Regions from separate parts of the Homo sapiens genome. Here region 1 is linked to region 2. A link is an interaction called in ENCODE POLR2A ChIA-PET data of the cell type or tissue named here. Cell type or tissue: endothelial cell of umbilical vein. All regions are shown on one strand. Region 1 has its middle 94 kb from the start of TNFSF18. Region 2 has its middle 78 kb from the start of FASLG.

Region 1 (4,000 bases), 220 kb after region 2:
ACAACCTTAGGGTTGCTCCTGAACCAAGGTGGAGGAACAGAAAGTTACGCTACAACTTAGAGAGCTTCCTACACAGTTTCTCATTCCACCAGCTTCACTCTCCTGCAGGTAGCATGAATCATTTCCACTGCCTCCCACCTGACGGAGTGGAAGAGTCTCTGTCCATGCAGCTGTTACCCAAAGGTGTTCCTGCTTCACTTCAGTGAAGGAATCATTATGTTAACTCCAAGCTAACATGCGGACATGAGTTCTCTCTTCCGAATTTTCTCTTCTCCTGCAGGTCTCCCTGCCGGTCCTAATTTTCATCATTCCCCAAAGAACATCATAAAGCTAACCTTTATGTGGTAGACATTAATATTATTTCCATTTTAGAGATGGCGAATTAAGTCTTAGAGAGATTAAAATTCCAAAGTTACACAACATGTGGTAGAGTGAGTATTTAAAGTCAAGTCTGTTGGTCTAATTTCAAAACTTGCACCCTTAATGACTGTACTGCGTGGTCCTATGAAACATTTGCTAATTACTTCAAGGAGTGGGAATTACACAAAGTAGGAAGAGAGTGAAACACCTCATAAGTACATAATTAGTCACATTCCTTTTAATATCATCTGGAGAATCTACAGGAAATAAGTTATTATCAGTGGTATATGTCTTGTCAGAGAGAGGTAAATAAAAGCGACATGAATAATGTCAGGAGGAAAATAAAGCTGAGGCCTACTGTAATCCTCCAGATGGCGAAGATATTTTTGTATGTGTCATTTCCCAATCTTCTCAACAATGTGTTATTACCACTTGTTTTGCACTAACTGGCTGGATAACTGTCAGGATGGGCTTCTAAGCAATGACATTGAGAATTCTTGAATAGCTGAATAGTCTGATGGGGTGGGGAGGGAGGTTGGCAACAAGGATAACTAAGAGGAAAAAGCACAACAGTTATACAGAAAATGGGTTAGGAGACAGCGAATTGATGATGCCCAAGCGGGGTCTTGAAAAATGATTAAGAGCAAGATAAAAGGTGAAGAGTATTCTAGATTCATGAACAGTGTGGACAAAGAGATGAAAATGCCATGGTCTGAATGTTTGTTCCTTCAAAAGTCATATGCTGAATTCCTAATGCCCAGGATGATGGTATTAGGTGTTGGATGTTGAGAGGTGATTAGGTCATGAAGGTTGTATCCTCATAAATGGGATTAGTGCCTTATAAAAGATGCCCCAGAGAGCTTCCTTGCCTCTTTCACTATGTGAGGATACAGCTAGAAGGTGCCAACTGTGAACCAGGAAACGGGCCCTCACCAGACACTGAATTTGTTGGTGCCGTGAGTTTGGATTTCTGAGCCTGCAGAACTGTGAGAAATAAACTTCTGTTGTTTATAAGCTACCCACTCTATGGTATTTTCTTATAGCAGGCCAATGGAATAAGACAGAAAGCAAAAAACACCATGGGATTAAGAACAACTATACATAATTTGGTTTTCCTGCAGGCAGGAAATGAAAACATTGAGGTAGAAGAGATAGGCAGACTCTGGAAAATGGAGTGCATTTGGCACATGTGAAGGAGTTTGGGCTTTAGTCTGGGAATAGTGGGAAACCACCAAGTGGTCTTAGGCAGACAGGTGATATATCAAGTTTGCATTTTTAGTGGTAAGACATTTAGGTAGGAAACCAGTAAAGAATTGATTGCAACTGTCGGGGTGAGAGATGATGAGGGACAGACTCAAATCAATGACAATGAAATTGGAAGGGGAGAAAGAGACAAGAGATATTTGAAAGTTAGAATCAGAAAGATTTGGTGTCTGACAGGATTTAAGAAGTAAGAGAAAGATAATGGTTTGGGTCACCCTCCAGGGGTCCCCACATTGGCTACTTCAAGGACAGAGAAACATCTTTCCCCTTTGCCTCTCCTGAGGCAGCCCCAGGGCTAGCCCACTAAATCTCTGTTTCTATTCATGGCGGTTCTTTAGGAAACTTATCACTTTGCTTCCCCACGAGGCCTATGTGAGCATCCATTCTGGGATTGGGGTTATTTACACTTACCTACATGGAAGGATCCTCAGGGGTCCTTAGGCAAGTTGTTTTATGTTCTGCCCAGAGCTCTGTATGGAGCTCTGTATCTCAGGAGGCTGGGATAATTCCAATAAATTAGTGAAAACTTGCATGACACCTTTCCTTAGGGCAGGAAACTGCCTGCTACATATCTGCATAACCAAGAAGGGACACAAGGTGACCTTTTAACACTGCTAGCACAAAAAGTGACTACACTTTAAGAAGGAAAACAAAACAACTACATCAGCTACACCAGCCTCTAGGAAGCAGTTAAAACAATGGAAGTAGATCAGATCATCCAGGGAGCAATGTAGAATGAGAAAAATATCACGAGGATAGGTCCTCAGGAGACACCAACTTTTAGACAGAATCTTTTACTATAAAAATGCAGGGGCAGAGCATTTTAAGGGAATAGCAATGAACTGTCAAACGTATCAAAGTTCTGCTAAGACCGATGCACTTAACAAGAACTGCTTCAGGGGATTTTTTGGGGTAGAAGCCAGATTACAGCAAGTTGAGATTTTAATGGAAGGTAAAAGAAGTGTCTTAGAAGAAAATAAATCATGAGGCAAATAGAGGGGAGAAGTTGCTTATGAGCATGGTTATAAGATGATCAATGGAAAGGGCAGATTGAAAACAGAGAAAACAGAGGGATGATGATTGCTGGAGCTGAGTCCTGCTGGGGACAGGAGGAGCTGACATCCAAAGTGCAGAGCAGTGTGTTTGCCTTGAACCAGAGAAAGGACAATTCATTTTGCTCCACAAATAAAGAAAAGAAAGGGAGAATATAAATGTAGGTAATTATGTGGGTAGAGAGACAGGAAGTTCAGATATTTCATGCCTAATTAACCTTAAATTTCTCAGAGAAATAAGTAGCAAAAGCATCTTCTACAATGGGCTGAACAGAGATGGAGCTTTGAGATAGTGTTTGAGAATATCAGATTAGACCAGGCATGGTGGCTCACACCTGTAGTCCTAGCTACCTGGGAGGCTGAGGCAGGAGGATTGCTGCAGCCAAGGAGATCAAGGTTGCAGTGAAATATGATTGCACCACTGCACTTCAGTCTGGGTGAGAGAGTGAGATCTTGTCTCAAAAAGAAAAAAAAAATCAAATCAAGAACAAATAGTCAGTGTTTGGTATTAAATCTCCCACTAGTACTATTAACCCTAGTGGCTCCAATTTCCAGGATTGGGTGCTTATCTCCCCTGGTGCAGGAATAAAGGTAACCTAGAGCCTTAATCCAGAGTTGGCTAAGTAGGCGTGACAGCAGATGCATGAACACTTTGCATTACATTAAAGTTGACTGAATATGTACCATCAAAATAAATAATGTGGTGGCCCACCACTTGTATTATTTACTATACAGGTGCTCCATATATCAATAGTTTTGTTTGCATGTAGTTTTTTTCAGCATGGAAAAAGAACCAGGGGTTTCAGATTCTTTTTGTGGTAAAGAATGGAAGTATAGCTCTTTTGACAAGTTGGGCTTTGTTTTGACAAGCTGAGCTGAAATCAATCTCATGTATTTTATTTGTTAATATTTCCTCAGAATCTGAGGTTTTCTAGATTCATTGTTAAGATATTTAAGAGGGTAAATGACACTATTTTATGACCAATTCAAATAAAATGGATTATAATCAACTTAGTAAGTGTAACACATTGATTCAGTCTGTTCCCCCTTCCACCAAATTAAGAACTTCTATAAATATCAGCACAACTTTATGATATGGGAAAGTAAAACAAATTACACTTATGGAAAAAACAGCTCATTAGTAAAAAGGCTAAATTTGTTACTATTACTGGATAAACCTCTCTTCAGTTCTGCTATTGAGAACCAGTTGGATAAAAGAGAAGGAAGCAGAGTGGGAACTAAAACATTATGGAAACTGGTTCTTGACCTCAAGTAGTTTCGTGGAAATTTGGGGGAGGGGGTGGGGTGAGGGGGCAAATTCATTC
Region 2 (4,000 bases):
AGTCTTGTGGTACTTTTCTTTGTTGGAAGGTTTTAAACTATAAATTCAGCTTTTAATAGATGGCTCAGTTTACTTATTTCTTCTCAAGTGAATTTTGGCAGTGTATCTTTAAAGATTTATTCCATTTTATTTAAGTCATTGAATGTATGGGCATAAAGTTATTTGTAGTATTCTCTTGTACCCTTTTAATGTCTGTAGTATCTGTAGTAATATCCCTTCTTTCATTCCTGATATTGATAATTTGTGTTATCTTTTTTCTGTCTTAGTCTGGCTAGGGGTTTATTAATAATTTTGATGTTTTAATACAATTGATTTTATAAATGTTCTCTATTTTGTGTTTTTAATTTTATTGATTTGTGCTCTTTCTTATTTTCTTCCTTCCATTTGCTTTGTGTTTAATTTGCTCTTATTTTTCTAGTTTCTTAAGGTATAAAGTTGGAATATAAATTTAAAAGCTTTATTCTTTTCTTTTTTTCCTCATGTTTCTTGGCTGGAAGTCAATGGATATTGTCCAGAGTTGAAACATTATTTATTTATGTAGTTATTTTTTGAGACAAGAGTCTTACTCTGTTACCCAGGCTGGAGTGCAGTGGCACAATCTCGGGTCACTGCAAACTCCACCTCCCGGGTTCAAGTGATTCTCATGTCTCGTGTCTCAGTAGCTGGGACTACAGGTGTGTGCCACCACTCCCAGCTATTTTTTTTGTATCTTTAGTAGAGATGGGGTTTCATCATGTTTGCCAGGCTGGTCTTGAACTCCTGGCCTCAAGTGAAGCACCTGCCTTGGCCTCCCAAAGTGCTGGGATTACAGGTGGGAGCCACTGTGTCTGGCCCTGTATTTTAATATTTAGGTAATTTAGAATATTTTCTGAATTCTCTTGAGACTTCCTTTTTGATCAATGGGTTACTTAGAAAGGTTTTACTTAATTTCCAAAATTTTTGGAATTTTCCAGATACCCTCGTTATTAATTTCTAATTTAATTCTCTTACGGTCAAAGAAAACAATGCTTTCTATTGTTTTCAATTGGCTATAGTTTGCTTATGGTGCAGAAGATTGGTAGGTAACCTTTTCTGTAAAGGGTCAGATAGTAAATACTTTTGGTGTTAGGGCCATATGGTCTCTCCTGCACTATTCATCTCTGCCTTTGTGACACAAAAATAGCCACAGACAACACACAAACAAATTGGCATGGTTATGTCTCAATAAGACTAATTTACAAAAATAGATGGTGGGTGAAATTTTGTCCACAGGTTATAGTTTGCTAATCTCTGATCTACCTTGGTGAATGTTCCACATACACTTGAAAAGAATGTATATTCTCTTGTTCTAGGGCAGAATACTTTATAAATATTAATTAGGTCAAGTTGACGGAGAATGTTCAGATCTTCTTTTTTTTGTTTTTGTTCAGAGTCACTTTATTTGAAAGGCTCTGCACATATCTTTGCATACCACAAACTAGAAAAACAAGTTATCATAAATTAGAGAATTAAAAATAAAACACATTGATACAATATTTGAAATATGAAAGACCCTGAGAAGTCATATTTGGTAGTACATTTCAGTCACAACAGGCAAAAGTTTGCTATTTTGAAAAAGAATCAGAAAAAAGGGTGAAAGAGATTTTATGTATTTCTTTCTTCTTCTGTCCAAAATCTAGTTCTTGTGTTTGCTATTTTCACTGCTATAATTTAATTAAAAAGTATATAATCTTCTAAAAATTTCTGGTATAATGCTATTAAAAATACATAGCGATAATGCTTTCACATATATGAGGTTTTCACATATTATATAATATGAAAGCTTATAGTTTTCAAAATTAGGCTTCCCTTTCATAGACTGATGCCTGCCACAAACTATTTACTTTTAAAAGATATTTCCTTTAAATACGCTAGTAAACTATCAGATCACTATATTTCATAGTCTATTATACACAACTGAACATCAGAACCTAGAAACTGAATTGGCAGAAGCAATGATTAAATCTAGACATAACTAAGAAAAAACAAAATTAAGTCCCCAGGAAAAGGCTAAGAGAAGGTACTCTGGGCATTTCTGACACAATTTGTCATAATGTCAAAATAACATGACTTTGTAAATAATATTAACTATATGTAATATTTCTGCCATACAAATGACCTAGAGATTGAATTATAACTTCTGTTAATTTTTATAAAAGATAAGTCTGTTCCAACCAGTATTTAGTTGATGAAGAATAGTGTTCATGGAACTTAGGTCAAATAGGGTTGTTCATAAAATAAATTCATTTTTATCTTTTCTAGAATGTTTTTTTTCTCTCAAAAGACAAGGGACTGAGCAGCTATAAAATGTTCACTTTTCTGGTTGTTCAGGTCTTCTTAATTCTTGCCTATTTTCTACTTCTGTTAATTATCAGGAGGTGCTTTGATGTCTCCAAGTATAATTGTAGATTTGTCCATTTTTCCTTTTAGTTGTATCAGTTTTCGATTCATGTATTTTGAAGCTCTGTGGTTTTGCACATACATACCTGGATTGTTATGTGTTCTTGGTATGTTTGCCTCTCTTCCTCCCTGACAATGTTCCTTGTTCTGAAGTTTGCTTTGATAACAATATAGCCATTCTTGCATTCTTTTTGTTAGTGTATGTTGATGGTTTGTCATTTTCTATTCTTTTATTTTTAATTGATCTATATAATAATATTTATAGTAAGCTGCTTATAGACTTTAATTGTATCCCCCAATTTTTGATATGTTCTTTTCATATTTAAGTAGGTCAAAATATTTTCTGAATTCTCTTGAGACTTTTTGATCAATGGGTTATTTAGAAGGGTGTTGTTTAATTTTTTCTTTCTTTCTTTTTTTTTTTTTTTTGACGGAGGCTCACCCTGTCTCCCAGGCTGGAGTGCAGTGGTGTGATCTTGGCTCACTGCAGCCTCCACCTCCCAGGTCCAAGGTATTCTCCTGTCTTAGTTTCTCAAGTAACTGGGATTACAGGTACGTGTCACCAAGCCCAGCTAATATTTGTATTTGTAGTAGAGACTGGGTTTTGACATGTTGGCCAGGCTGGTCTTGAACTCCTGACTTCAGTTGATCTGCCCACCTCGGTTTCCCAAAGTGCTGGGAGTACAGGCATGAGCCACCGCGCCTGGCCTTAATTTTCAATTCTACAGAGCTTTTAGGTGATCTTCTTTGTTTCCCCACTCTGACAATTTCTATCTTTTAATTGGCATGTTGAGACCATTTATATTCAATGAAATTATCGATATGGCTACATTTAGGTTTACTTTTTTATTATTTTATAATTTCTTCCCTCTGGTTTTTATTTCTCTATTTACTATTCTTTGCCATGCTTTATATTATAGGCATACCATGCCTTCAGCAAGTCATAATCTTTTTGCTGGTGGAATATTACATTGAATCTGTAGATCACTTTGGGTAGTATGAACATTTTGATATTGATTCTATAATACATAAACACAAGATATCTTTCCATTTATTTGTGGTTTCTTTTTCTTCCACTCCTTTCATTAATGTTTTAAAGTTTTCAGTATACAGATCTTTCATCTCCCTGGTTAAATTTATTCCTAAGTATTTTCTTCTTTTTGATGCTATAGTAAATTGAATTGTTTTCTTAATTTCTTTTTTGAATAGTTAATTGTTAATGTATAAAAATGCAACTTATTTTTGTATGTCGATTTTCTGTTTTGTAACTTTAGTGAATTCACTTGTTAGTTCTAACAGTTTTTTTGTGTTTGGAGTCTTTAAAGTTTTCTATATATGGCCACGTCATCTGCAAAGAGAGACAATTTTACTTCTTCTTTTCTGATTTAGATGGCTTTTATTTCTTTTTCTTTCATAATTTCTCTGCCTAGGACTTCCAGTACAATGTTGAATATAAGTGGTGGGAGTTGGTATCCTTATCTTGTTCCTGATCCTAGAGGAAAGGCTTCCAACTTTTCACTATTGAATAGAATGTTAGCTGTAGGCTTGTGATATATGACCTTATCGTGTGGAAGTACATTAT

Evidence for each region. ChIA-PET counts read pairs that join two places held together with the same protein. Peaks named below come from ENCODE experiments on the same cell type or tissue, not always from the same donor. Only the 100,000 strongest peaks of a DNase experiment are listed, where the experiment ranks them.
Region 1: POLR2A ChIA-PET joins it to region 2 with 8 read pairs; 2 of 35 experiments call an interaction of 5 or more read pairs at or near these places.

Annotation. Positions count from the first base shown.
Region 1 is chr1:172,954,840-172,958,839 of GRCh38, forward strand. No RefSeq gene overlaps it. Among named protein-coding and RNA genes, the nearest start is that of TNFSF18, 94 kb to the right of the region's middle. In endothelial cell of umbilical vein, no CTCF peak of the experiment used is centred here; DNase peaks (open chromatin) are centred at 742 and 2,232; H3K27ac peaks cover 2,971 bases.
Region 2 is chr1:172,734,605-172,738,604 of GRCh38, forward strand. No RefSeq gene overlaps it. Among named protein-coding and RNA genes, the nearest start is that of FASLG, 78 kb to the left of the region's middle. In endothelial cell of umbilical vein, no CTCF peak of the experiment used is centred here; no DNase peak of the experiment used is centred here.